Linked DNA regions of Mus musculus: regions 1, 2, 4, 5, 6 and 7 are each linked to region 3. The links are chromatin loops, found by intact Hi-C in ENCODE. Cell type or tissue: heart. All regions are shown on one strand. Each heading gives the region's core, and the rest is flanking DNA. Links, peaks and the distances in the headings are about the cores only.

Evidence for each region. Hi-C counts contacts between places; a loop is a spot of excess contacts. Peaks named below come from ENCODE experiments on the same cell type or tissue, not always from the same donor. Only the 100,000 strongest peaks of a DNase experiment are listed, where the experiment ranks them.
Region 1: a loop joins it to region 3, with 2.2 times the contacts of the local background. A loop is called at or near these places in 4 of 42 quality-filtered maps.
Region 2: a loop joins it to region 3, with 13 times the contacts of the local background. A loop is called at or near these places in 19 of 42 quality-filtered maps.
Region 4: a loop joins it to region 3, with 5 times the contacts of the local background. A loop is called at or near these places in 18 of 42 quality-filtered maps.
Region 5: it touches region 3 in a loop (3-fold over the local background); 7 of 42 quality-filtered maps call a loop at or near these places.
Region 6: it touches region 3 in a loop (2.6-fold over the local background); 4 of 42 quality-filtered maps call a loop at or near these places.
Region 7: a loop joins it to region 3, with 3 times the contacts of the local background. A loop is called at or near these places in 7 of 42 quality-filtered maps.

The regions. Positions count from the first base shown.
Region 1 is chrX:60,342,983-60,347,288 of GRCm38, forward strand. All of the region lies in intron 1 of Atp11c (ATPase, class VI, type 11C), which reads right to left. Among named protein-coding and RNA genes, the nearest start is that of Mir505, 49 kb to the right of the region's middle. In heart, for the core only: no CTCF peak of the experiment used is centred there; no DNase peak of the experiment used is centred there.
Region 2 is chrX:60,011,084-60,015,389 of GRCm38, forward strand. All of the region lies in intron 4 of F9 (coagulation factor IX), which reads left to right. Among named protein-coding and RNA genes, the nearest start is that of F9, 14 kb to the left of the region's middle. In heart, for the core only: a CTCF peak has its summit at 2,174 (motif pointing right); no DNase peak of the experiment used is centred there.
Region 3 is chrX:60,402,664-60,406,969 of GRCm38, forward strand. Atp11c (ATPase, class VI, type 11C) reads right to left here and starts at 1,342. Exons shown (of 30, transcript NM_001037863.2): 1 at 1,142-1,342. The coding sequence starts at 1,168. In heart, for the core only: a CTCF peak has its summit at 2,295; DNase peaks (open chromatin) are centred at 1,598 and 2,208; H3K4me3 peaks cover 2,417 bases; H3K27ac peaks cover 1,903 bases; H3K27me3 peaks cover 1,061 bases.
Region 4 is chrX:60,024,578-60,028,883 of GRCm38, forward strand. It overlaps F9 (coagulation factor IX), which reads left to right. Exons shown (of 8, transcript NM_007979.2): 7 at 3,858-3,972. Among named protein-coding and RNA genes, the nearest start is that of F9, 27 kb to the left of the region's middle. In heart, for the core only: a CTCF peak has its summit at 2,314 (motif pointing left); no DNase peak of the experiment used is centred there.
Region 5 is chrX:60,232,729-60,237,034 of GRCm38, forward strand. It overlaps Atp11c (ATPase, class VI, type 11C), which reads right to left. Exons shown (of 30, transcript NM_001037863.2): 28 at 3,829-3,982. Among named protein-coding and RNA genes, the nearest start is that of Gm22287, 23 kb to the right of the region's middle. In heart, for the core only: no CTCF peak of the experiment used is centred there; no DNase peak of the experiment used is centred there.
Region 6 is chrX:60,335,654-60,339,959 of GRCm38, forward strand. The region is part of intron 1 of Atp11c (ATPase, class VI, type 11C); the gene reads right to left. Among named protein-coding and RNA genes, the nearest start is that of Mir505, 57 kb to the right of the region's middle. In heart, for the core only: no CTCF peak of the experiment used is centred there; no DNase peak of the experiment used is centred there.
Region 7 is chrX:60,250,461-60,254,766 of GRCm38, forward strand. All of the region lies in intron 22 of Atp11c (ATPase, class VI, type 11C), which reads right to left. Among named protein-coding and RNA genes, the nearest start is that of Gm22287, 4.9 kb to the right of the region's middle. In heart, for the core only: no CTCF peak of the experiment used is centred there; no DNase peak of the experiment used is centred there.

The sequences.
Region 1 (4,306 bases), core at 218-4,217, 60 kb before region 3:
GGCAGAGTGATGTCAGCTAAGACACACTCATATGCTGAGACAAGACACATGTTGAGACAAGACCTGTGGAGGACTCGTGATGTTTGGAGGGTATAAATAGGACTCTAAGGACAGTGACCGAGGCTGAGCTAGGCTTGCTTATAGAGCTAGCTGTGCAACGCTTGTTGATCTTCACTGAACTTCACTTACTGAGAGAGGCACAGCCTACAACTTCTGACATTCCTCCCTATTCTTGCCTGCTGACTGGAGCTGAGGCTGAGGCCTGACTCTGTCTGCTAGGTAGTGCCACTGCTGCTAATTCATGTTTACTATCCCAACTCTATGGAACTGGACGGCTGCTGTATCTGTGAAGTATCTGTAAGTAGATCAAGCTGCTGCTACTAACCTATAAATTGAACTGCCAATTTCCAGACAACACAGATGGGAGTTGCTGCAAAGAACCTTTCTAAACAGGTTCACTTCCCCCATATCCTTTCTTTCCCACTACCTCTTTTGGGTAGTGGGCTAAATGGAAGGTTAAAGTGTTTAAGAACCATCATTAAAAATAAGACTTTGAAAAATTAAAGTTATATAGGACTTAAACAATCACATAAATACATTTGCAGCACACAGCTAAATAAACACAGAGGAAGAAAGGAAAGATTGCTAAAACCAGCAACTTAATGAAAAGCCCAGGTAACAAATGGGAACTATAAATATGCAAAATACATATAGTAGCTTTCCCTAAGGTAAACACAACCAGTGATTCTCTCAGCACACAACTGGAATCTGCAGCACCTAAATACATGGTATGAGCAGATAAAAATTCTAGATATATTGATGGAAGGACAGATTGATGCAAGTTTTATAGCCAAATATGGCTTACTTGTTTGACTAAACAAATCTCACTATCATTTGGAGTCAATCTGTGACCAATTGAGGTCTATTGAAGAGAAAAAAATTTGATCAAGGCTGTGTTATGAGAGTTGTATGTGCATGTGTAGCCCAGAAGTCCATGATGGCTGTCTTTTTCAGTTGCTTTTTCATCTTTTTTTTTTTTTGAGACATAGTCTCTCACTGAATCTGAAACTCATCAGGATTATTAAAAGAATATCACTGTTCCAGACTCTTAACATGGGTGATGTAGATGCAACTTCAAGCCCTCATGCTTGCATGACAAGCATTTTACCAATTGACCCATCTCTTCCCAGCTCTGTCTCGTCTTTTAATGGATATATACCTTAATATTCAATATTCAAATATCAGCAGTACTCTGACATTTATGATAATGACCTTCTTTAAGAGGGCGTGGTAATTATCATGTTTCAGAGAAGACATATTGACAAAATAAAGGAACATGCAGGCTAAGGATATGGGTTCTTGAATCAAATGTCTGGGTCCAAGTACTGAGTTTCTCACTTACTAGCTATTTGAACTGCAGCTAGTTCATTGACCCCATAATATCTCAGCTTCCTCACAATCTAGATGGAAATGGTGAGTCTAGAGAGATGGCTCAGTGGTGAAGACCACTTGCTGCTCTTGCAGAGGACTTGAGTTTGGTTCCCAGCACCCACATTGCAGCTCACAACCACCTTCAATCTCAGTTTCAGGATATACAATGCCCTGTTCTGATCTCCACAAGCATTGCATACACACGGTACACTAACGTACATACAGACAAATATACATATAAAATTTAAATAAAAATGGTGACGACTTACAATGAGCAGTGTCTTTTCATATAGTAAACACTAAGAAAATGATTATTGTCATACAGCATAATAAAAATATTATTTACCAATGACCAGTTGCTCATGATACAAATTTAAAAAATTAATCTCCATGTAAACTGTAATCCTAATACAAAGAAATGAAACACATCTTCAGGGTTACTATGCTTTAAACTCATTTGGTACAAATGAATTCAATGTGAATATTTTTCTAAGAAAAGAGATACAAAGAGTCTTGTGAAATGGAAGAGAAAATAGTAAGGCTGTAAAATCAAAATGAGCAAACATTTTGTTATTCTATACTAATCAGATGACAAGTTATTAATTCTGTGTATTTATGTATGTGTGCAGGAGAGCATGTACATATGTGTACATATCTGTGGAAACCAGAGGTCAATCTCAGATGTCATTCCCAGGACACCATCCATCCGGGTTTTAGAAACAGGATCTCTCACTGGGAACATGGGTTTGCTGATTAGGCAAGGCTGGCTGGCAAGTTCCAGGAATTCTTACCTGTCTCTGAGCCAAAACTGGAATTACTAGCACATGTCATCCAACTCAGCTTTTTATATTGGTGAAGACGGAACTTAGGCCCTTCCTCACGCTTGCTAGACAAGCACTTTACTTACTGAGCTATGTGTCCAATGCTTATCATGAGCATATAAACGAAGGCAGAATGATATATTTTGATTTCACTGGACAGCCATGAAACATTCAAAATGCTATCAAAAGGAGAAGGTTCCTCAAACATTATAATAAATGATTCTCCTCATGGTTGTGTGCAGTTATAAACTGGAGGGCCCTTGGTAGGCAATAGACTACTAGAAACAGAACTAAACAGCAAGTATAATCAAATGAACACACTCTGGAATACAACAAAGCTCTGCAATGCTTGCCATTAGGGGAAAGCTGAGTGTTGAGAATAAGGGGGAAGTATCTACACAGGCAGGCAATAGGAAGAAACCTCCCATCCTGTTTTGGAAACACCCTAACTAACAGGAAGAAGGCAGTCAGAGTAGTGAATTGCTCTGTAGAGGGGCACAGGTTTAGAACTGGAAATAATTGACTTGAGACATTTCACTTTCCCCTATGATTTTTTCCAAATCAAATCAAATAATATGTGCACATAGCCTTGTATTTGTGAAAACCTATAAATCAAAGGTATGCTCCTTCCTATTGAAACCCAAGTTTAAAGAACACGGAATATGTAAGGCAAAATGATAAGTAAGCACCACTCTCTTGCTGAATTAGAAGGTTATTTCACCAGAAAAAAAAAAAAAAACAACTTTGAATCACTGTTGCGTTCTTTTGAATCTCAGTTTTCCTCTCCATAAAATGTAGGAGCCAACCAAGAGGGTCCCCAAGGGTATCAATTAGTCAGATGGACAAAAAAAGTTCGAATCCTGGAGAATGAATATTTATGTTCGATGAATATAAGCAGTTATTATGTACTTAAAGGGAAGTCAAGCTTTTAGGATAAAAGATTGAGGTTATGAACAATGCTAGGTCTTGGTAGACACATTTGTTTGCCTCTCCTCAGTTTCTTCCCGATGCTTACACTTACCTCATCTACTGTGTCCTCACTGTTGATGATAACCCTCAATCCCAAGTGAGGCTCAAATGTCTCTTTTGGGAACACATGCCTTTAGTCAGCCAGGTCAAAACTAAGCCTCACCTGGTATTTCAGCATTGAGCCCTGCTGGAGTGCCTCTTATATAAGGAGCAATGGCTCTTGTGTTGGATTTTAATACCCAGAGCAACAAAACTAAATAAAAAATTCCTCCAGAATTTGTTATAAAAATTTAGAGAAATTATAAGTGTTCCAACTTTTCCATTAATGTATGTATTAATAGTAAATGTTTAAAGCAATCTAGTTTTTAAGATCAAGGTTAAGACAGGGATATTTCAGAGAAAAGTATGAATATATCAAAGTAGGAGCAGAACAGTGGGAGGAATCTGAGCATAGTTCACATATTTAAGTAAAAAGAAAACGAAAGAGCAATGTGTCCCATACATGCATCGGAATCATTACTACAACCTAAACCTTAAAAAGAATCTTTGCAATCAGATGTCCCAGGGTGGGATGGTACCCAAGAGGGACTCCCCTTCTCAGAAGGGGGAGAGCAATGGGGGGAAGGATATTTAAGGGTGGGACTGGGAAAAGAGAACCGGGGCTGTGATTGGGATGTAAAGTGAATAAAAAATAGATTATTGGAAAAAACCGAGCATGCTTAGCTGGGTTATAGTGTCTCATGCCTTTAATCCCAGCACTCAAGAGGCAGAGGCAGGTGAAGCTCTGTGAGTTCAAAGCCAACCTGATCTACAGCTCAAGTTCCAGGACAGTTAAGGATATACAGAGAAACCCTGTCTCAAGCAAGCAAACAAACAAACAAACAAAACCTAAGTTTACTAAATATGATTTCTATCTCTGTGGTATCTGAATAGATTTGCTTTAGGAATAATTAAGTTTATGAAACTACCATAACAAGAAGAAAAACAATAGACTACTTTAAAAATTATTCAGACTTATAGGTCTCTCTCTCATATTAAACCACATTATGAATTTGGTAGGTTAACTGTGATCCTCTAAAATAAAC
Region 2 (4,306 bases), core at 96-4,095, 390 kb before region 3:
GATCTGAAAGATCTCAGAATAAAAAGGAAAGTTGAAAGGACAAAGGAATTGAAAAAGAAAGAATGAACAGAAGTGGGTGAGCTAACATACTCAGACTGGACTTGCATTTGTTTAGGATTCCTGGTGTGGCAATAAACCACTGCTTGAGTTCCCACTCCTTGGGGGTGGGGGTGTTAATTGGTTCAACATCCCTAAAGTGCCATTCTTTCTGAAAGATTATAATTTCAAATTCCATATAAGTGAAACTCAGTCCTCATATTCCAGATACATACAGAAGTTCTTCGAGTAGTTACTCTAAAACCATTGGAGTAAAGGGGATGAATAACAGTCTTTGCTGTAAGTGAAGGTTACAGTGTAGTAGGTGGTAATTACAAACATAAAGGTAGCTCAGTGGTTAAGGAGCACTGACTGCTCTTCCAGAGGACCTGGGTTCAACTCCTAGAACCAACATGGTGGCTCACAACTCTCTGTTCCAGGAGATCCAAAGCTCTCTTTTGGCATCCACAGGCACCAAACATACACATGGTGCACGAATTTACATGCAAGTAAAACATACTCCTATATGTAAAAATATAATAAAATATATTTTAATTTATAAACTTTTAAAAACATAAGTCTCTAATTCATTTTTTACACTCCATATTCCATTCCCCATCTCTCCCCATCCACACTCTGACTGCTCCACATTCCTCACCTCCTCCCTACCCCACCCCATCTCCACATGGATGCCCCCATCCCCCACCTCACCTGACCTCTAAACTCCCTGGGGTCTCCAGTCTCTTGAGGATTAGGTGCATCATCTCTGAATGAACACAGACCCAGCAGTCCTCTGCTGTATGTGTGTTGGGGGCCTCATATCAGCTGGTGTATGCTGTCTGTTTGGTGGTCCAGCATTTGAAAGATCTCGGGGTCCAGATTAATTGAGACTGCTGGTCCTTCTACAGAATCACCCTTCTCCTCAGCTTCTTTCAGTCTTCCCTAATTCAACAACAGGGGTCATCTGCTTTTGTCCATTGCTTGGGTGCAGATAACTGCATCTGACTCTTTCAGCTGCTTGTTGGATCTTTTCGGGGGCAGACATGCTAGGACCCTTTTTGTGAGCACTTCATAGCCTCAGTACTAGTGTCAGGCCTTGGGACCTCCCCTTGAGCTGGATCCCACTTTGGGCCTGTTGCTGGACCTTCTTCAGGTTCCTCACCATTTCAATCCCTGTAATTCTTTCAGACAGAAACAATTATGGGTCAGAGTTTTGACTGTGGGATGGCAACTCCATCCCTCACTTGATGTCCTATATTCCTGCTGGAGGTGGGCTCTATAAATTCCCTCTCCCTACTGCCAAGCATTTCATCAAAGGTCTCTCCCTATGAGTCCTGGGAGTCTTTCACCTCCCAGGTCTCTGGTGCATTCTGGGGGGTCCACCTAACCTCCTATTTCCTGAAGATGCCTGTTTCCATTCTTTCTGCTGGCCCTCAGGACTTCAGTTCTTTTACCTCACCCAATGCCAGATCAGGTTCTCCTCTAACCCCCCACTGCCCCCCTACCCGGTCCACTTTCCCTCCCAGGTTCCTCCCTCCCTTCCCACTTTCTTTTCTCTCCCAAGGGGGACTGAGGTGTCCTCACTTGGTCACTTCAGCTTGTTGAGCCTTTTGAATTCTGTGAACTGTATCTTGTGTATTCTGTATCTTTTTTTTCCTTTTGGCTAATATCCACTTATTAGTGAGTACATACCATGTAGCCACAAATAGTATAAAATATCTTGGGGTAACTCTAACCAAACAAGTGAAAGACCTGTATGACAATAACTTCAAGTCTCTCAAGAAAGAAATCGAAGAAGATCTCAGAAAATAGAGAGATCTCCCATGCTCATGGGTTGGCAGAATTAACATACTAAAAATGGCCATCCTACCAAAGGCAATCTATAGATTTAATGCAATCCCCATCAAAATCCCAACACAATTCTTCAAAAACATAGAAAGAGCAATTCTCAAATTCATCTGGAAAGTCAAAAAAACCCAGAATAGCCAAAACAACTCTTAACATTAAAAGAACAGCTGGAGGAATCACCATCCCTAACCTGACTCAAGCTTTACTACAGAGCAATAGTTTTATTTCATATTTCAGGATATTTTGTATAAATGGTTATCTGTGTGCCATGTGCATGCAATGCCCATAGAGGCCAGAAGATGGCATAGGATCCTCTGCAACTGAAGTAAAAGGTGGCTGTGAGCCTCCATGTGGCCTTTGGAAACTGAACTTGGTTCATCTGAAAAAGTAGCAAATGCTACCAATGAGTCAGTTCTCCAGCCCTCTATCTTATTTTAAAAGATAGCTTAAAAGGAGGAAAAGAATACAGTTGAGGAATGTGGACATAAGTTTGGAGTTCTATAACAGGATGCACTGTGGTTGGGGAGGTTATGGTCCACAAAGAAAACTTGCTAAGTCAGCAACTGGCAATAACTCAATGCCAATTGAACTCCTTGGTTCCCACATTTCTGTTTGGTCAGGGCTCTAGCTATACTGCAGCCACCACCATGCTTAGCCTCTAGGGTATTTTGATCAGATCCAACCAATTTGAGAAAGGGTTTTTTCAAAAAATCTTTTCAGCTCAGCTGATTCAGAAACAAAATGGGAATTCTGTCAGAATACCCTTTATCTCTGATACTACAGGAGAGCAACAACAAAGCATAGACAAACTCCCATTTAAGCTTCTTGCCTCCAGCTGAACTAAACACAAATCTGAAAAGTCACAAGGCATCACAGGTATGTGGGCCCATGCCTTACCTTGTCTTGAGAAAGGAAAGATTTCCACTATTGTGACCCTTTGCTCTTTTTCCCCTGTCCATCAGGAAGGCTCTTAGTTGGGGGAGTAAGGAGCAAATATTTGGGGCATGCTTTCTAGTTAGAAAACAATTAACTGGCTACTGGGTCCCTTTGGCTAAAATAAATATCTTTGAATTTCCTCTGCTGCAGAAGAGATGCAAATGTCCATCAGGCAGATTAAGGTCTGCAAGAATCTAGTCAGCCTTTCCTCCCGAAGAATGCAGAAAAACAAAGTGGAAAGTAAAAATTACAAACAAAAGAATAGTTTCTGGGGGTCTTTTGTTGTTTGCTTGCTTGCTTTTTCAATTTTTCAGCACACCACAGCCCCAACTGTCTCATTTATTATGTATTTTGGGGTTGGGAAAAATGTTGAGGTTAGCCGAATAAGATGTTTTCTGGCAAACCTGTTCAACAAAATTGTGTTAAGGTTCCGGTGAGCAACCCTCTGCTATCAGGAAGAGAAAGAAAACACATGCTTTAAATGGTTCCTCAGTGGATATTCTAGGTCCCAAGGCCACCCTTGGGACTAAGAAAAACCCAACCTCAACCTAGCGTGTGGCATCTAAGTGCTGGAAAATTGACTGAGTTCAGTTCTGTTTCTCAGGTCCTGCTCTATTGACCTCTCCCCTGGAATTTCTTGTGCTATGATTTTATTTCTAGAATCCTGAACCTTTTGACTGCAGGCAAAAGCCTGCTGATGTTACAGCAATACATCCATCCCATCACACGCATCAAACAAGCCAAAGATCAAGAGTAGCAGCAACATGCTGGGCCAGAAAGGGCAATAGCAAACAGGAAAAAGGTTGAGAGGTCTGGTTACTTAACCAAGGACACAGAAGCAGAATAGAAAAATCACACCAAGTTTACTCATTCCCTAGAACACAACTAGCCTGTTCTCCCCACCCACCTCTGTTAACTTATCACAACCTCATATTGAGGGAACATTTTCTACAGGTAGTATTTGATTTGGCTGAACACTTTAGTATTGCTTTGTAGCAACAATGTGATAGCCAGGAACAAAAAAAAGTAACCAGAGATGTTATTACCACTTGAGGAAAAGACCTCAAAGCTAAGGAAATACAAAAGACCATATGCCATCTTTTTTGTCATAAATTTAGTGGATTAATGGTAGCAAAAATGAAATCTAAGGTCAGTTCCTTTATTCCCTTCCCCTGATAATAGTTTATTTTATTTTCCTCCCCTGATTTACTGGACTATGCAATTAAAATAAGTAAACATACAGAAAAGATTTTGTATATGAAGGCAATAGAAGTAGCAATTATATTTGTACCAAAATAAACAGAATATAAATTTTGGAACAGTGTAAAAATTGAATGCTTAGTAATAAAACATATACAAGTACTCTACTCATACTCTGGCTTCTTTGGATATATACACACACGCACATCAGTATTTTATTTTATTTTATTTTTTCAAAAACATTGCCCATTTCTTTTTCTTTTTTTAATTAGATATTTTCTTCATT
Region 3 (4,306 bases), core at 242-4,241:
GGAAATGACAGCAAATTGTTCTGACCTATGAAAAATATGTCAGCAATGATTTAATTAGAAATGACTCCACAAAGTTACCAAATTGTCAAGTCCTTAAGTCTATCCTAAGACGGAATGGGGAAGCATTCTGCATTCTCCCCCTTAACTACAGGGAAAAAAATAAAAATTTTAGGATGATGGCTTTCTTTAATATCCGTGGCAGAAATAAAATCCTATTCCCTGACACCTCTTCTGGAAATTAGGGGAGTTGCTACAAACATCCTTTAAGTAAACTGCTCTACTTTACTCAGTTCTTAACATACCCTCTGAGTAAACAGGTTAATCCAAAAAGTCAATAGCAGCCAGAAATCGCTCCCTCCCAATCCCGTGCCACACTCCCCACAGAAATACAATTCCCTTTTCTGGGGGGCTTTAGAGGCGTGGAGAAGGTGGTCGGAGGAGTTCAGCTGCCGGGTGGATTCCAAGCCTGGAGCAGAGGGTGCTGCTCTGCGAGGCTTGAGCCCCAGGGTCTGTAAAGCTGGAACAGGCTCCCGCCGTCGCTGCTGGCCCCAGCCCATCGTGCCCACAGCCCTCGCTCTTTCTGTCACCCTCAAGGTGAGCTTGGAGGCTGAGTCCTCAAAGTTTGCCCAGTCTCTGGTCATCGGCCATGGCCCGGGCGAGGCTGAGCCCTGGTTTAGCCTCCGCTTCTCTCAGCCCCCTAGCTCTTCTTTTGGGCCACAGTGACAGGTCTAGGTTTACCTCCACGTGCTCGTGGCAGAGGAAACAAAAGAAAGCTTCCTCCCCGATAATTCAACGCCATCTTCCACTAATTGGGAAACTGAGCCCCCCGCCCCGGGGAGCCCCCCGCCCCGAGTTCCGCGCGTCTGTCACTCCGAGGCGATTCCCCAGGCTGGAGGCAGAGTTCCTCAGAGCCTCGGGGAACCTCAGCTGAAATGTCCCGGGGCAGGGGTGGGACGCCCGAGAGCCCCACCTGCCTCCCCACCCAGGCCACCCGGGGCGCCGGGTTTCCGCTAAAACGCAGAGGCGGGGGAGGGGGCTGGCGCGTCCCGCTCGTCCCCTCGCCCAGAGACTGCGAAGGAGCGGCGGGGGGCCAGCGAGCGGGCCACCGGGGTACGCGTGGAGCCGCGGCCAGTGTACTCACCAAACGGTTGAGGGTCCGGCGGAACATCGCGTCCGAGGCTGCGGGGTGCCAGGCTGGGCTCCGCTGGGCTGTCTGGGAAGGCGCCGTCCACAAAACACACTGCGGCGTGGGCCCGCGGCGCAAAGCGGACAGCTAGCTCGCCTGCCCTGTCGCCAGCCCGCTGCCGCCTGCCCTCCTGCCGCCTGCCCTCCTCGCCTCTGCGCGCCCCCGCCCCCGGCCGCCCAACCGCCCGCCCGCCCGCGCGCTCGCCGCCCCGCCCCGCCCCGCCCTCCCCGCGACCCGCCCCCAGCCCCGGCCCGCCCGCCTCGGGGGCGGCGGCCCCGTCGCTCCCCTTATCTGGCCCCAGCACCGCCCCGCGCTCCCGCCGCAGCCCGCCTCGCAGCGAGCCCGGCGCGCGGGGGAGGGATGGCGGACCGGCCGCTGCTCAGCCTGGCTCCCCGTCAGCGCCCGCCTCGGCACCCCGCGCCTCACGCTCGTCCTGCCGCTAAGCCCCCGGCCGAGTCCCCACTCGCCCGCTTCAGCGGTCGCCCGTCTCGGGCGTCCCCGCGCCTCGCCTGGCAGGACTCCCAGGGGTCTGTGAGGAGCCACGGTCTCCCTCACCCCGGCCCTAACTCGTCCGTTGGCGCCGCTTCGCTCGCAGTCCTTCCTCGGCCCCGCGCTTTCGCCCGCCCAGCACTTCTGGCTGAGGAGAGCCTCGGTGCGGCCCGCCTCGAGGCTTCCAGGCGTGCCCGCTTCCTGCCCGGGAGTGGCCGCTCTCTGAGGGACGACTCGGGACGAGCCGGGGACTAAGGGGACCCTGGCGCGGGCGGGCGGGCGCGGCGCGGGCGGCTGGAGTAGTTACAAAAGCCGCCCCCTCCAGGCGTCCCTCTTGGGTCCCACCTAAGCCGTCTTCACCTCGCAGTTGGGGTTGGGGCTTTGGGGCTTTGCGTTCCCTGTCGTCTGACTACCCCACCTAAGCCCGCTTACTTCCACTTTCTCTAGGAGGTTGTAAAGTCGGGCTTTGTGTCGTTGGTGCTGCGCAGCGGGGCGGGATTTCCCTGCCACCCTCTCCTTGATCGCCCGCCCTTTTCCACGCTCCTGGGGCACCCTGGGAGTTGTAGTCCAAGGGTTCGCTTGGACTGATATTGTGGGCTGGGAGCTCCCCCATATGCACGGCTCCAGTCAGTTCACAGGGTTGCAGAGGGAAGCTGCCCGAGGTTCTCCCTACCAGCTGCGTGCAGAAATCAGAAACACTGGGTAGATTCTTAGCTGTGGGAAATGTGATGAGGATAAATTACATAAAGCCCCGAATGCTGAAAGACTTTCCCAGAACTCAACATTTACGCCACAAGAAATCTTGCACGCCCTCAACTTGCTAACTTAACATTTGCATTTACAAAAGTTTAAAACTTAAAAATGAAAGCTTGGTCAAGTATTCCCTTGAACCTGGACAGTTCTCTCTGCTCCCACCCTTTTTTTCCACTACCTTCTGAGACCCGGCCCTAGGCTGTGAGCTGAGAACTTTCAAATTCTTCTATAAACATGTTGAAGAAGTAGGTAAAGGGAGCTCTTCTCTACGGAGAGGCGAGTTCTCTCAACAACCTGGAAAGGTTGGGCTCAGCTATTCCCTCGACCTAATGTGAACTCCTGAAGGGCTTTTATTGTGAGGCGGCTAGGGCACTACCACATTTTACCCCTTGAAGGATAGTTTGATTTCAGCATTTACTTGGGTGTTTTTTTTTTATTTGTGTGTTTGTTTGTTTCCTAGAAACTGGAAACAGCAATGTGTTAAAAGACCTCCCTAGTAGGCCGAAGTGAAGTTACAAACTACAAACACATAAAACCTACACATTTGAATGTAATGATTTCTAATGTCAAAGGAAACAGGGGAGAGGATAATGTCTTTACAAAGGATCCGGGGAAACTCCTGAAAACCATGCAATTTTCACTGGGCGAGACCTATAAACAGAGCTGCAGGAGATTAACCCAGGCCTAGGAATGTGGGAAGGCTTTGGAGGAGCCCAGGGAACAAAGTCCTGGGTAGAGAAGGAGAGGTCAGTTGAAAAGTACAGGGCAACCTACGAAAAAGAACACAGCCACTCTGTCAAGGCAGGAACCAGGACACATGTGGGCGGGGCATTACAAATGAAAGCTAAACCCCTAAGCAGCCATAGAAACAAGCTATGAAGTTTGACCTTGTTTCTGTGGTCAAGGAGGAGCCCAAGCACAATAAAGTGCAAATGCAAGAGATTGAAATTAGTTCCTGAAAGGTCCTAACTGCCTAGAGGGAAAGTCCAGCATTTCTACTTTCCCTACTATGACTCTCCGTTGCCTTACACTTAGGTGTGCCTAACGATTTGTAAGAAATCCTACATTTGTAGTAATTGGATATTAGGACACTTAATCGTACAACACAGATCTAAACTTGTGCTCTCTACTCCAAGGAATTGCTTTTAAGTAAAGTTGGTTTTTTTCCTGACTTTTATTGAACACAGAAACTATCTTAATTTCATTTATTAATTATTTGTTGAATAACTTTTATGTGAGGAACACTATTCTTAATACTGGAATGGGGAACTGAAGGAAGTTATTGCCACTCAGTAATGTGCCCAGCAAAAATGAAGATATTCTGAAGAGACACTCAGATCTCTCAGTCTGACTATATATCACATTGTTGAAACAATAGATCCCAATGGAATGGGAATTTACAAGGGAATCCCACACTTAGTGAAGGAAAAGCTTCCTGCCAGAGAGGGGAACTTGTCCGGAGAAGAGATTTGACACGTTTCTAACAATTTCTCAGACCATCTTACAATATGAGACGAAAGTCCAGACAATGGTGGCACTGGGTCAGTGTTAGGTGGGAGCACACTTTGCCGAGACTGTTTTTCTGCGCATGTCCTTTGGGGAGAGGTAGGGGAGGAGCTGCCGCTCGGTTTCTTTGCCCTTTATCAATGTGACCACTGTTTTACACTTTCGACTTGGCTCTTTTGATTGACTCCTTGAGGATGGATGGCCAGATCTGCCTTGAATCATAGATTGTAACCCCCAAGTTTGATAGCAATCCAGGAAGGAATATAGAATCTTTATCAACAATATGTAAACTTTTTGATAAAATAAGTAGTGGAAAACTATTTCAGACAGTTTGGGATGGAAGTTTTTAACTAGTAAATAATTTTTCCATAT
Region 4 (4,306 bases), core at 107-4,106, 380 kb before region 3:
TGATCCTGAGATGGCCAAGCAAACTTTCCAAAACCACGCATTTGTAATATTTTAATTGCAGATATATCTTAGTCCTTGTTTCTTGGCAAAGGCGTTTGCTAGAAAAAAATTCTAACATCAATTAAGGATTGGCAAAGAGTGCTCTTCAGGCTTAAAAGGACACAGTCATCTACTGGAAAGCAGTAGCATCTCCAAGCAACAAACCTTTGGCAGAGTCACATAGAATACATTACCGTCTATGTGCCCAAGGGCTATGGATACCATTCAGGTTGACCTAACTAACACACTAAGCTGGGAGCTGTTCAGTATTGCCATAACAGTACCCAAAAAAGAAATGAATATTCTACTGCAACATGTTAATTTTACTTCCAGAGACAGGTGTGTTGGATTATAGGATTGTGAACCATGTAGTATTAGAATCATGTTACCCAAATTCACTTGATAAAAATTATTTGGCATCAGGATGAGGCACCTCATCTTTTGACCAGTACACTTGTACAGTGCTGTATATTGAGAAGGAGAAGGATACCACATCAAATATTAAGTATTTTGTACTTATATTCTGTAATGGAAGTCTAATGAGACAATAGAACATGTGCTGAAGACATGAAACCTTAGATTATTGTAGTCACATCTTTTGCCACTTTTGACTCCACTACCCATGATACTTTGTAACAACTACCTCTTCCCACACACTTGCCCAGTGACTACTGCCATCTCCCTATCCACGTTACTCCGGAAAATTCCCTCTCATCACTCCAACACAAATGCCATTGCTGCTCTCCCTTCCTCCAGGGTTGGCACAGGCAGAGGAAAGATTGAGGTCAAGTACCCACACTCGTATCATTTGGTGGAATGTGCATAATCACATAGCATCTCTGAACCAAGAGAATTGTTCCTTCTGAGCATGCAGAAAGTGAAGACTCCGGGTCCCATACATGCTTCCAAAGAAGTGCATTTGTTTTAGAAACACATTTCTGCCTTGGTGGCTGTGGTATTCCACCAAGGAAAGAGTGATGAACCCTCCCCTGTTAGGAATGGTGCAAGGTATATAGAGAGGTGTGTCTGAAGCTAGTAGTGTGGTATCAAGACTATGTGTGCTGAGCTGCAGACTACAGCCCCTGGGCACATGTGAATGAAGGCTTGCAGTCAGCCAACAAACATCCCCATGCAGGAAGGAGTATAGCATTTAAATTAGTTTAGAATGATGGGACTTGAAAGCTGCCCTAGAAAAAAGGGGAATATTTTCTCTTTCAGTATCGTCAATACCACTTATATCCTGGTTTTAGAACAACGGGCCTCATGTATTATTATTTCCCATTGAACCTATAAATTATGTTTTCATCCAGAGTGAACATTTTTAAAACATAAAGATTACCCAGCCATGAGAATTTGGATTCACTAGCCATGCAACACTTCTCAAACATAATTGTGAGAACTATAAAAATATTTAGGAGTTTCATTTTTTTTCTTCCCACAAAATATTCTCATCAAGTCTCTACGAACCTGCAAATCTGTTTTTATAAGAAACTCAGACCATTCTACCACAGTTGTTTCTCAGACAATCTCTAAGAAATTCTGAATGTTCAGGAGCATAAATACTGGAGCCAGGCAGACTGTCTGTGTGTGTGTGTGTGTGTGTGTGTATCCATATGCCACAACACACATGTGGAGGTTAGAGGCCAAATTGCAAGAATCAGTTCTCTCTTGCTTCTATATGAGTCCCAGGGATTAAACTAACGTCATCAGGCTTGGTAGTAAGTACTTTAACTCTCTCTGCCATCTCAGTAGCATGAGTGGGTATGTCTCTTTAAACCTTAATTTTCAAAAAAAACAAAAAACAAAAAACTTAATTTGCTCATCTGTGGAAGGATAAAGTAAGATTCTATGCATGTTTTGTGTTTTGAGTTCCAAATGTGTATAAGTAATACAATTATTAGCACCAAATCATCTAGGTTGTTCATTATATAATTAGGTTTTTCTGTATTTTTGCCACTTTTGAAATATAAACCAATCGCTATAAAGAGCGAGAGAGATTAAGTGTGGGAAAGAAGGCAAGAGACCTGTAACAATTTGGTGAGTCCCTTAGGATTCTATTTACAAAGCTAGTGTTTCAGTGTCCAGAACACAGTAGCTGATCAGTCAGTTGAATTCAGGCCCAGAGCAACCTTCAAAAGGACCATTTGTGCCCCACACTCAAAGGGACCAACAGCCCTCTTTGTCTTGCTTAGGAACAGGTTGTTTATAACTTAGGCAAAAGGGCATCGGCTCAGCGGCTGGCGGGCTACTGCTCAGTTTACTGAATGCTGAGTGTGCCCTCTAGTGTCCACAATTTTCAGCTTTTTTTTTCTGGTTTTTTTTTTTCTTACTTTTGTTTATTAGATAGTTCCTTCATTTCCATTTTAAATGCTATCCCAAAAGTCCCCTATACTCTCTCCCCTCTCTGCTACCCTACCCACCCATTCCCACTTCTTGGCCCTGGCATTCCCCTGTACTGGGGCATATAAAGTTTGCAATACCAAGGGGCCTCTCTTCCCAATGATGGCCGACTAGTCCATCTTCTGCTACATATGCAGCTAGACACATGAGCTCTGGGGGTACTGGTTAGTTCATATTGTTGTTCCACCTATAGGGTTGCAGACCCCTTCAGCTCTTGGATACTTTCTCTAGCTTCTCCATTGGGGACCCTGTATTCCATCCAATAGATGACTGTGAGCATCCACTTCTGTATTTGCCAGGCACTGGCAAAGCCTCACAGGAGACAGCTATATCAGGGTCCCTTCAGCAAAATCTTTGTGGCATATGCAATAGTGTCTGCGTTTGGTGGCTGATTATGGGATGGGTGGGGCAGTCTCTGGATGGTCCATCCTTTCATCTTAGCTCCAATCAAGAAGGAAAACCAATGTGTGGATACTTCATTTCTCCTTAGAATATGGAATAAAATATCTATGGAAGGAGTTGCAGACACAATTTTCAGCTTTATCTCTGAAAATCTATTCACAAGATCTTCATTTATATCAAATCTGGAATTCTCTTAGGTTGATTTAGTAAAAATGTTGATGATCCTCTTTGATTATGATGTAAATATAGACAAGAAAGAATAAATTATCCTCTTAACTATACCGTCCATGTTTAATGTCACACTTTAAACACTCCTGTCCACACTGTGTAAAAATCAAGTGCAGCAAAGCAGCCTTTTTAGAGCAAGAATAGCTTACACTTCCAGCCAGAGGTTAGGGGAGATGGAAGGAATGTGTGGATCCTACTGATGATCAGCTCATAGGTGACTAATAAACACAGGTCCTGTGGAGTCCTTAGGTCTTAGAATATATTTCATAATATTCTAATTTTGATAGTGCTTGAAACAGCTCCTGAAAAACAAACTGGTCATTTCTCTCTTTCAAGTGACAAGTAGCAAAGAGATGTCGTCATACAGGGCCAGAGACTTCATAGTAATTATTCATCCTTGGTAGTTAGTCAGTATTTCCTCTCATATACACTGTAGCTCCCTCAATAACTTGTGTCAGCAGACTCTGTAGATAGCATGGGAAAGGAACTCAAGGGCCCCACATCACACACCAGAAAACAGCACTCCTCAGATTCACCTCACCTGGAGAACCATCCCCACCATACCACCTCTCATTCTGCATTCACTTCAAGATCATTACAGAAACAACAGTCCAGTTTGTGCTCTAGGAATACTGATTCATCTGCAGATCTGACACTGTCCAGAGATACTTTATTTCTGCCCAGCACCTAGAAGTCAACTTTTCCACACCCCTGCAAGTGTAATATAGATCCATTTTTCTCTGGATCAAATATCATATGCCGTGATCTTCTTAACTTTATTTCCACAGGTCATTTTAAATGGTGAAATTGAGGCATTCTGTGGAGGTGCCATCATTAATGAAAAATGGATTGTAACTGCTGCCCACTGTCTTAAACCTGGTGATAAAATTGAGGTTGTTGCTGGTAAGTAAACAAAATAGATAATCCTTAGCAACATTAGTGCATGATGGACATATCACATGTACAAATGTCCAACGGTGTTGTTACTGAGTAAACTGGGCAAATGGGAGAGGGGCCATAATTCCAAACCATAACTTATTTCACCTTCCAAGCCCCATAATTCTTTTTTGTGAACCCATAAAGCACTCTCAGCATAGTAAAATGATTTATTGATTACCAAATTCCCCACCCACTATATTAGATCATTGAGATTTAGTTGCTAATGATCAGTGAAGCCAACCAGACTGGGGACCATGGGAAATGCATTTATGTGAAGGACTATAAACTATGAGATTTG
Region 5 (4,306 bases), core at 108-4,107, 170 kb before region 3:
AAATTTTTATGAGACAAAAATATTACAAAAGGTTATTTTTATCTCCAGCCCATTAAAACTGTATTTATTCTTTGGTAATTTTATACATGAATATAATATATTTAGAACATATCCATCCTCTAATTACTCCTACTCTGCATAATTTATTTTATACTTTTTTAAAAAAAGATTTATTTATTCTATTATGTGTAAGTATATTGTTGCTGACTCCAGACACCCCAGAAGAGGGCATCAGATTGCATTACAGATGGTTGTGAGCCACCATGTGGTTGCTGGGATTTGAACTCAGGACTTTTGGGAGTGCACTCAGTGCTCTTAACCACTGAGCCATCTCTCCAGCCCCTATTTTATACTTTCTAAAAGATTTATTTTATGTGTAGGGTTTTGCCTGCATGTGCATGCATGGCAGCTATGCATTCAGAAGGTGTCATCAGATCCCCTAGAACTATAGTTACAGATGACTGTGAGCGACCATGTGGACCTAGGTCTCTGCAAGAACATATGGTCTTAAGAGCTAAGCCATCTTTCCATTCCTGTGTGCATTATTTATAATTCACACATCATAACAGATCTTAGCACTGCTAGAGGCTGCCATATTAGTCTTTCTACAGGAGATTTTAAGAAGTTAGTCCAATCTTATTATGCTATCAAAAGCCATATAATTGAGTGTATTATGTTTTATATTTGTTTACTGAAGGTTTCAGAATGAACATTCTTTATAATGTAGCTAGAAAATTAGCTTCAATGTGGGGCCATATTTGATTCATTCCTGAATTATCACCACCTACCGTAGTAGTTAATGCATCATGGATCCTCAGGTAATATAAAATTAATTGAAAGGAACTCAAAATGAAGTGCTTTTATAATTACTAAATATAAATGGGTTAGCTTCTTTTTTAAATACCTAAGAGGCACGTTCACTACCTACTGTTAAAAAGTCTCCTCTTCAAAATAGCTGCTGAGCTCTACTTTTTGATAGCACTGACAGGCTACTTGTTACAGGCAGCTTTAGAGTATGTAGGGAATATCTAATATGCTTACTGATGTCAGGACCATCTCCTACTCTAGATAGGGAAACACATTTCATCCCATTACGGAATCTTCTAGGCTCTGATGATGATCCAGTATAAAGTAATCTTCGGTTTTACTTTAAAGTCAGTCTATTCCCATATTAACAAGGAATACTAAACAAAATAGTAAATCACTCACCATGTCAGACTATTGGGCATCAAACACAAAGACTTACATATCTTAAGGAAAATAAGACACGCATCCTCCTTTATTTAAAAGTTGGCTTCTGCCAGGTGTGGTGGTGCACGCCTTTAAGCCCAGCACTTGGGAGGCAGAGGCAGGCGGATTTCTGAGTTCGAGGCCAGCCTGGTCTACAGAGTGAGTTCTAGGACAGCCAGAGCTACACAGAGAAACACTGTCTTGAGAAAACAACAACAACAAAAAGTTGGCTTCTGCTTGTTTATCAATGACCTAATAGGACATGATGGAAACTGATGTGACATATGGTCGCCATGTTTCTGTTGGTCTGTATGCATTCATATATAGCACCCCCTACACACACATACACAGATAGTGCAGTTTAGTGTCCACAACTGTTCTGACTCATTTGTAACTCTCAAAATCCTACAGAGTCTGAAAAACAATTTGGCCTTTCAGACACTGGATATATAGAGAGATGTTCATCAGCAGGTGGTTCAACAAACGTTTACTGGTTCAAAAAGCAGAGGAGTAATGAATGAATGATTGAATGGATGGAAATGGTTATGGAAAATTTCCTGCTTGCTCTAGCATATTATCATGCCAAGCTATATCACAGACCTTAGAATTTCTCCTGTCATGGATAGAAACCATGACAAATTTCTTGCTGACCAACTGGCAATATTCTATGCTTTCAAGTGAAACCTGTTATCGCCTGTCTATGTGAAGAAAAAATGCTCTGAGTCTATGGATCTATAGCTTCCTATCAGCATCCCCTCAGTGTATACATCACTGGACATTCCACCTGTTGTCTCATTTTTACAGAGGACCTAAGATTATGACGATACACATTAAGATTTTGACTTCTGAGATTTCTTGCCTTCTTAGCATGGCCCTTGACTAAGCCATTTTGCAAACTTGAGCTCGATCCATTATCATAAAGAGAAACATTTAGAAGCACCCCAAGCATACTTTTCAGATAAAAAAAAATAGAAGAGTAATGCAAGAAATCCTCCTTTGTAAATTCTGTATTGAAAAATAAATATTTCTTTCCTTTCATTCGTCCCTCTTGGAGGGTCTCTGTGTATAGGCAAGGATGATCTTGAACTAGGGTCCTTTGGTTGGCTATTACTGGCATGGGCCACTATATCCACCTTAGGTAATGCTGAGGGTGGGATCCAGGGCTTTCTGCAGACTAGGAAAGGACTCCACCAACTCAACTATATTCCCAGTCTCTGAATAATTTTATTCTTTTCTTTTGTCTTACTTAAACATTTTTATTGGGCTATATGAAAATTGGCATTTGAGCCAGTCTGGAAGAAAACTGATCCATCAATACTACTTCCCATTCTAAAATTAAAACCAAGGTTGGATGGAGTTAGAGGCCACTGAAAGGATTAAAGAGTAAACTAATGAGCCTTATCTATACTAAAATTATGTTCAATTCTTTCCCATAAACTATATAGAAACAGGTAGCTCGGAGCAATTCTTTTCACCTAGCTATATACTGATTTTTTTTTTCTCATTACTAAGGATTAAAGGTATCATGAATGTTTTTAAAGTGCTACCACTAAAGCTGTATTTTTAGTTCTTTAAAACTTGGTTGAAGACTTCTAGTATAATAATTTCATATCTTTGTTTCTATATAATGTCACCCAACTGGGTTCTGTAATTCAATATTCAGAAAGATCTCCATGATATACTACTTTTGTGGTTCAATGGGTTGATAAATTTAATTAAACACATCAGACAGTCAGGACTTACTTGACTATTTCTCTAAAATACTGCCTTAGAGGTGTTATAAGATTTAGTGGCTATCAGTATGACAGAAGTAGGACTTTATTTTAACAAGAGGAATGACTGTTGGCAGCAATATGATTTACTTAATTCATCTGCTGGTAAAAATTTGCCAGTGGTTTCATTTTTCAGGCAATTCTAACCCTTTCACTTTAAAAGCTTTAAAAGAAATGTTCAAAAGGTATCAGATGTGACAGAGGGAGATAACTTCTCTTCACAGTAATTTAGTAGTTAAAAATAAAAACACACTTATAAGCTATCATCAATGTTTACAAGTGTGTCCCGAAGAGTAAGGATGTTAAAGGTACATCCAAGCAGTTCTCTTTGGTTCAACTATCCTGCTATGAGACAGGGCTAGAAGCAGCACAGAGATTAAGCAGCACTATAATCACAGGAAGGGGACAGCTTTGGAAGAGGCAAATCAGGATATCAACTGACAAAACATCTGCAAACAGTCCACAGGGAAATTTCTAAGGTCAAAGTTGAAATGTTGGTGTGGAAATTCCTAGTGTGAAAAATCTGAGATAAATACAAAATAAAGTCTTTTTTTTCCTTTAAAAATTCCATATGGAGCATATGAGATACTCCATATGGATTGCTAAAGATGACACAGAACACTATTAAGGAATCTACTTACCACCTGCATTGGATAACGAAGTTTTTACTATACTTTTTATGCAGAAGAGGAAATTAAGTGATGAACCTGCAAGGAGGGGTTTAACATGCTGTAACTAATGTAATTCTCTATATAAGATTTTCAGTTCACGGTAGACAGTGAAGCCTCTTCCAAATATTAGGCTACAACATAAATTTAGTCCTTACCCTGGCACTTCTTCTTCGAACATTCTTTACAACTATTAGGAGAATCTCAGGGAAAAGGCTGATAAATATTAAAAGGATTATAGCCAACCATGTGGATACAGAACAGAGCATTTGAGCAAACACAAAATACATTCTCTGTTGTTTCAGAAAAGGCCTGGAATGGAAAGAAAACACAGAATGTAAAATCAAATCAGTTCCTGGCAGGTAAAACAGAAATTTAACTCAAACTGTCTTTTGCATTTAAAAGGAATCTTCCTCACACATGTTAAAATAATTTTCTCCAGAATATCCCAAATAGAAGTAAACACGGGTCAAAGGGATGTTTCATGTCTCTAACAGGACAGAGATGGGTGGCATGCAATTTTATCACACTAAAGAAAACTGCAATTTAAAATTTATGCATTCCTTATTTCTAGTTTTTCATGTATTTATTAGTCTATGGTTCATTGAGAAAAATTGAAACCCTCAAATCAAACCA
Region 6 (4,306 bases), core at 173-4,172, 67 kb before region 3:
ATCACGCTAATATATGATTTGGTACCATTTCAGTTTTTACTACACCAAACATTTAGATTATAGCTATACTGGACTCTATTGGCAGGAAAATCACACACCACTCACAATTTGCCATTCTGGCAAAGCATCCAAAAGTACGAAGTGAGATAAATGGTAAAATTGTGATATTTCTAACTTTACATGCCAAAAGTAGATAAGTAAAATATTTGGCCAAAAATGTAGAAGTTTTTGCTTCTGAAGTTGAATTCTGAGAGACAAGGCAGCAGGAGATCTTGGTCCTAATTCCCTTCTGCTAGCAACTGCTCACTCTGTGTACACTTTGGGAACACCCTGGCACTGGGGCTTTTGTCACCCAGAGCTTGACTAACATAGAGCTTGACTAGAAGATCTTCTCTAAGGGGATGACCAACATTTGCAGACATATCTAACATTGAAAACTTGCATTGCAGCTTCAGCTGTTGTACAATTTGGCTACCTGAATTTAGTCAAGACTTCTAAAATAAAATGAGTAATTCAAGGGCAAGAAAGAGAATAAGTGTTTGAAAATAAAAAAAAAAGTACAAAAGCACATGAAATGTTTTGGAATAAAAAATTATTTGTAGGCTTCTAAGCAAAAAGAAGACAGAAATATATGAAACATTTTAAAAGGCACAGACCAGAAAAGACTCATATGCTAATGTCTTCTCAAAATGTGTAAGCACAAAGTGACTACATTAAGCTCCTCCAAGATATTCATCTTGTACACTAAAAGATTCATTGGTTCGTTTAGGCTTTACAGACATCAATGTAAATCACTACAGTCAAATTTTACTTAATGTTAGTTTAACCAGTACATGTGAAATAGAAAAGAATGCCCCCTCAAATCTGCCTTACTGTAGAGCAATGGTTTAGTCCACTTAGAGAACAACTTCCATGTTCTCACACCCAAAAGTATAAGCAATTTTAAGTGAAAAGATGCTAATTGACATAGGGCAATTTTAAAAAATAGTAAGCCATTTCAAATTATGAATTTTAATTATACACAGGATTATTATAAAATATTTAAAAATATTGTATCTAGAGACAAACCTACTTGGAAGATTGTTTTGAATTAGAGGATGAAATGATTCCTAATGATAAACTGATATACTCATAGACCAGAGCCTAGTGTAATCAATCATCATCAGAGCAGATACAGAGAGTCACCTAAACATTAGGCAGAGCTCAGGGAATCCTGTGCTGCTGCTGCTGCTGCTGCTGCTGCTGCTGCTGCTGCTGGAGGAGGAGGAGGAGGAGGAAGAGAAAGAGGAGGAAGAAGGAGGATTACAGGACCCAGAGGGGTAGAGGACACAGTGAAAACATAGCCCACAGAATCAATTAAGCAGGGCTCATAGGGGCTCTCAGAGACAGGGGTGACAATCAGGAAGCCTGGAAGGGTCTGATCTAGGTCCTCTACATATATGTTATGGTTATGAAGCTTGGTGTTCTTGTGAGACTTCTAACAGTTTGAGCACTGTGTCTGACCCTTTTGCCTGCTTTTGGGATCCTGTTCCCCCAACTGGGTTGCCTTGTCCAGCCTTGACATAAGGATATATACCTAGTCTTATTGTAACTTGCTATGCCATATCACAAGAGGAAGCCTATACTGGACACTGCATGGAGGGTCAGGAACCAGAAGCTGGACAGCCCAGAGACCTATGACAGAACCAAACACAACTGGCAAATAAAATACAATATATTTAAAAAAAAAAGAGTCAATGAAATGATTCCTAATGATACTCTGCTATACTTATAGACCAGAACTTAGAAAATAGATTTTTTTCCTTACAACATATTCTAATTATAGTTTCTCCTTCCCTGACCACTTCCCCACCCCAGGTTCTTCTCTATCTTCCCTTCCATTTAGACCCCTTCCTGTCTCCTTAGACAACAAACAGGTATCTTAAGAGATTATAATAAAATAAAATATATGGTAAGACAAAACAGAAAATTCAGAATAGGATAAACAAACAACAACAACAACAAAAAAAAAACAGAAGGAAAACAGCCAAAGTAAAAGCACAAGAAGCACATATGGATGGAGAGACACACTAGACTATGTGTGCTGTACTATGTATACATTGGGCCAGTAACGTTAAAAATAACAAGAGAGCTCTGATATGACATTATGAGACAAAGAACCTCCAAAGATGCCTTTGAGGCCATTTTTCTGCTGGCCATGGACTGCTGTGAATGCAGCCTACCTTTAAGAGTAGTTTGTTTCCTCAGTGAGACTCTATTGTAGAAGCTCTAAGACCTAGTGTGCTGAATTCTTCAGTCACAAACAGCAAGACTTCATTCAACTGACTCTAGGGTGAGGGGCTCCTTTTAATTGCCACGTCCTCCTGATTTTCTCTTTGTGCCCTACATCAGGTTTTGATTCTGCTTTGCTTTGCTCTGCAGCATTCCTTCCTCTTTGATATAACAGGATCACTTCTGAAATTCGGATCTCAGAAGCTATTGTCAAACAAGATAGCTAAGATAATTTACTGCTAGTCCCAAGACATAAAGGTGAGGGAAGTTTTAATTTATGTAATTTTCTCTAGATAGGAAAAACGTCAGGAAACATGGAGAAAACAGCAACAAAAGATATATATCCTAACCTCATACTACTAAATAAATATAAAGTTTGTCTTGAAAGAGTTAATTTTGAGCTGATGACAATCTGAACCCACATGATAGGAGAAAACAAACCCCCGAAAATTGTCATATGACCTCCATATGCACACAAAATGTTTACACACACAAATGTAACAAAAATAGTTAATTTTGTATTGTGTGAATTCCAACACACACAAACACACACATCCCCAGCTAACAAGATAAATTTACAGATACTGTTTTTCTTTTTTTATTAGATATTTTATTTACATTTCAAATGCTATCCCCTTTCCTTGTTTTCCCTCTGAAAATCCCCTATCCCCTCCCCACTCCCCCTGCTCCCCAACCCACCCAAGTCCATTCCTGTTCCTGACATTCCCCTACACTGCAGCATAGAGCCTTCACAGGACCAAGGGCTTCTCCTCCCATTGATGTCTGACAAGGCCACCCTCTGCTACATATGCAGCTGGAGCCATGGGTCCCTCCATGTGTACTCTGTGATTGGTGGTTTAGTCCCTGGGAGGTCTGGAGGTACTGGTTGGTTCATATCGTTGTTCTTCATAAGGGATTGCAAACCCCCTCAGCTCCTTCAGTCCCTTCTCCAACTCCTTCATCAGGGACCCTGTGCTCAGTCCAATGGTTGGCTGAGAACATCCACCTCTATATTTGCCAGGCTCTGGCAGAGCCTCTCAAGAGACAGCTATATCAGGCTCCTGTCAGGAAGCACTTCATTAACCCGTATTAATTGATCTCATACTATATACAAAATACTGGAAACAGTGACTGATTTTACAGTGTCTGTCTTCAAGTAGCTTATTACGGGAGAGAATGAACATTAACTGAATGCTTGCCAAAAAAAAAAAAAAAAAAAAAGGAACAGTTAGGTAAATGTTAACAGTAAAAGCTGACCCAGCCAATAACAGACAATAGTCACATAATGAAACCTAGTCCTATTAGTCCTACTTTAGTAATGGTTTCATGCCAATCTGAAAACATTTAAATTATTCTGCAAGGTGTGACACATAGTCTAGTTCTCTCCTGTCTAATCTCATATCTTACCCTATACCTCTATCTCACCTTTTTTATTTCTTACAACCCATTTCAGGCAAGTCCTAGGCTTCTTCCTGCCCCAGAACTTCTGTTCCACTACTTCTCTTAGCACAGAAAATTCCTATCACTTCTTTACCTACCTGTAACCATTCTTCAGATCTGTTTGTTTGTTTGTTTGTTTGTTTTGTTTTGTTTTGTTTCGAGACAGGGTTTCTCTGTGTAGCCCTGGCTTGTCCTGGAACTCACTTTGTAGACCAGGCTGGCCTCGAACTATCAGACATCACTTTCTTTTTTTCACTTTCCTTATTTTTCCCAGGCTAGCGTTGGACTTACGAGGAAGCAAAGAATGGCACTGGATTCCTGCTAATTCTTCTGATTCCACTTTGAGTGGTGGGATTACAGGTATGTGCCACTATACTTAGCTTTACTCTCAAAGGACAACTCATGGCAAAAGAATAATAACATGTTCTATAAAATTTGTGTGCTGGGCGGGGGCAGGGGTTGTTAACCCAGGGCTTCTCTGTGTAGCTCTGGCTGTCCTGAAACTCATTCTGTATACCAGGCTGACCTCAAACTCACAAAGATCCCCCCTGCCTCTGCCTTCAGAGTGCTGCAATTAAAGATGTGTACCATCACC
Region 7 (4,306 bases), core at 87-4,086, 150 kb before region 3:
AAAAGTAAGAACATAATCTTCCAACAAACCCAAAAGAAGATAGCCACACAATCATAAAAGTAACATCAAAAATAACAGGAAGCAACAATCACTTTTCCTTAATATCTCATAGTATCAATGGACTCAATTTCCCAATAAAAAGACATAGACTGACAGACTGAATATGTAAACAGGAGCGAGCATTTTGCTACATACAGGAAACGCACCACAGTGTTAAAGACAGACATTACCTTAGAGTAAAGGGATGGAAAACAATTTTCCAAACAAATGGTCCCAAGAAACAAGCTGGAGTAGCCATTGTAATATTGAATAAAAATCACCTTTCAACCAAAAGTTGTGGAAAAGGATAAGGAAGGACACTTGATACTCATCAAAGGAAAAATCTACCACAAACTCTCAATTCTGAATATCTATGCTCCAAATGTAAGGGTAACCACATTCAAAAAAGAAACTTTACTAAAGCTCAAAGCACATATTGCACTGCACACAACAGTAGTGGGAGACTTTAACACCCCACTCTTATCAATGGATAGGTCATGGAAATACAAACTAAACAGACACATTGAAAATAATAAAGGTTATGGACCAATTGGGTTTAACAGATATCTACAGAACATTGCACCCTAAAACAAAAGAATACACCTTCTTCTCAGCACTTCTTGGTACCTTCTCCAAATCTGACCATACAATTGTCACAAAACAACTCTCAACAGATACCAGAAGATTGAAATAATCCCATGCATCCTATCAGATCACCATGACCTAAGGCAACAGTAACAGCAAAAACAACAGAAAGCCCACATACACATGGAAGCTAAACAACTCCCTACTCAATGATAACTTGGTCAAGGAAGAAATAAAGAAATTAAAGACTTTAGAATTTAATGAAGGCAAAACACACCCAAACTTAGGGACACAATGAAAGCAGTGCTAAGAGGAAAACTCACAGCTCTGGATGCCTCCAAAAAGAAACTGGAGAGAGCATTCACTAGCAGCTTAACAGTACACCTGAAAGCTCTAGGACAAAAAGAAGCAAATACACCCAAGAGGAGTAGATGGCAGGAAATAATCAAACTCAGGGATGAAATCAACCAACTGGAAACAAAAAGAACTATACAAAGAATCAACCAAACCAGAAGCTGGTTCTTTGAGAAAATCAACAAGATAGATAGACCCTTATCGAGACTCATCAGAGGTCACAGAGACAATATTCAAATTAACAAAATCAGAAATCAAAAGGGAGTCATAACAACAGAAACCAAGGAAATTCAAAAAATCATCATATCCTACTACAAAAGCCTATACTCAACAAAACTGGAAAATTTGTATGAAATGGACAGTTTTCTAGACAGATACCCAGTACCAAAGTTAAATCAGGATCAGATAAACCATATAAACAGTCCCAAAGCCACTAAAAAAATAGAAGCAGTCATTAAAAGTCTTGCCCCCCCCCCTCAAAAAAAAGCCCAGGACCAGATGGGTTTAGTGCAGAATTCTATCACATCTGCATAGAAGACCTAATACCAACACTCTTTAAACTATTCCACAAAATAGAAACAGAAGGAACACTACCCAACTCATTCTATGAAGCCACAGTTATGCTGTGTATTCTCCCTTGAAGATGGGACAGTTTCTGTCTAATCAGGAACTAGTCACAATTTCCTCTCATAGAGGACTTCATAAGAGATTTTCTATTTCTATTTCTATCATGTTTAATATTCCAAATAAAATTAAAAAACTGGTTGAGTGCATATTACTTTTAGCTTCAGAAGATTCCATGTATCTTTAAGAGATATTTAACTATTATGAATTATTTTGCTGACTTAAAAAAATAGCTTTGTAGCACAATTTAAAGCCGGGGATAGTGATATATCCAGCAGGTCTTTTATTATTCAGGATTATTTTAGGGAGTTGGGGTGTTTTTTTTTTTTTTGATTCCGTATGATGCTAAAGATTATCATTCCAAGATCTATGAAGATTTTGATGACAACTGCATGGAATCTGTAGATTGCTTCTGGTAGGTTAGCTCTTTTTACTATGTTAACCGTTCCCTAACCTTTTGCATGGGAGATTTCTCCATCTTCTATCTTCTTCAATTTCTTTCTTCAATAACTTGAAGGATGTTTGTTTTTGAGGGTCAAGACTTGGTTTCTCTGTATATCCCTGGCTATCCTAGAACTAGCTCTGTAGACCAGGTTGGCTGGAAATGTAGAGAGATCCACCTGCCTTTGCCTCCTGAGTACTGGGATTAAAGGTGTACCTCCACCGCCAGGCTGAAGTTATAAGTCTAATCTTGCTCCATTAGAGTTACTCCAAAAATTGTTATCTGAGGCTAAGGTACTGTTTCCCTGATTTCTTCCTCAGCCTATTTGTCATTTGTATACAGGAGGGCTACTGATTTTCTTGAGTTAATCTTTTCAGATACTTTACTGAAGGTGTTTCTAAGTTGTAGGAGTTGCCTGGTAGAATTTTGGGGGTCATTTATATACATACATACACACACACACACACATATATGTATATATCTGTGAATGACCATCCTTTGCCTTTTTCCTTTCCAATTTGCATCCTGTTGATCTCTATCAATTGTATATTGCTTCTGCTAAAGCTTCAAATACTATATTGAATAGATATGGAAAGAATGGACAACCTTTTCCTGTTCCCAATTTTAGTGGAATTGCTTTGAGTTTCTCTCCATTAAATCTGATGTTGGTTATAGGCTTGCTGTAAAGGAATGTTCCTTGTATCCCTAAATTCTTGAGGACTTTTTTATCATGAACGGTGTTGGATTTTGTCAAAGGCTTTTTCAGCATCTAATAAGATGATCATGTAGTTTTTTTCTTTCAGTTTGATTATATGGTGGATTACACTGACAGGTTTTTGTATGTTGAACCATCCTGCATTCTGGGATGATCATGGTCTTAAGGATGGATGGGATAGCAGAATCAAGACAAAGTAGCATTCATTTTAAACATATATGGTAAAGCCAGGCAAAATACTGCATAGCTATAACTTTAGTGCTCAGGAGGCAGAGGCAGAACAATGGCAAGTTCGAAGCCATTCTGGTCTACACAGGGAACCCCTGTTTCAAACACAAGTATACATTTAAAACAGCAAAACCAGCACACGAACAAAACAACATAAAATCCATGTATGGTAAGACAGTGTCAGAGTGAGGGATTACCTTAAAAGACAGAATAATGATCAGACAACAGAGAGTAAAATTTCTAAGAGATAAGTTGGAAAGTAGAATATTCTAAGGTACCCTGGTTGGATTATATGAGTAAGATTGAAAGCAGAAACAAACACAGACTTGTAATTAAAGTACTCCAGTAATGGGGAAACGTTTTGAAAATGGTTTGGGAGTTTCCTTCCCATCATCCAGATGGGCAATTTACAATGCCTTTAACTCCAGCTCCAGGGTCATATGGTGCCTTTGAGCACCTCCAATCACATGCACATACCCACACACATATATTACTGACTATATATCTTAAAAAAGAAGGGGGGATATATTTTTAATGCTAAGCCAAAGAGCGTTACAAGATTAGAATTTCTTTCTGGACAAAAGACAGCTGTATAAAAGAAATAGGGCTGAGTCAGTAATATAGATGATAACAGACACAGAAGATGTCATCTACAGAAATAATCTCTAATGTCCTGTGTTGTGAATGAGGTCATAACAGTTTCTAACCATTGGTTAACACTTGGTAAGTTAAAGCTTGCTTTGTTCTTTTAACAGAGCATTCATTCCATCAGGTGGTACACGCTTGAATTACAGGCCAAAGTGCATCTGGAGGCAAATCAAGCTTTTTGGGAAAAGTCAGGTTACCAAACAAATTTACATGACAAATCTTCATGGGGCCCTCCTATTAGGGAAAGGTCAAAAGAAATAATCAGTGATGCCAAGCCCAACAGAACCTAACTCTGGAGGAGATTCCTAGATTGAACCTACTGTGGACATAAGGTTCTCATACTTCCTAGCTGTAGAACCAAGACCAGTTATAGCATTTTCCTGAGGTCTGTGTTTTTAAAGTATAGAATAGAGTTTATTTAGGGTATGGGGAAAGGAGTTGAGGAGAGAATAGAGAAAGGCAGAGAGGGGCAGGCGAGAGTAGAGGGAAGTCAGGAATGTGGAGAGAGGGGGGAGGGAAGCGGGGAGAGAAGGGACAGACTAAGGGTAGAGTGAGGTCTATTTTTTATATATTTAAAAACAGATACTACAACTCATAAGAGACTTGTCAGGATTAATTAATTAATAAAATGCTTCTGTTAAACAACAATCTGTTTTACACACACTGGGTTC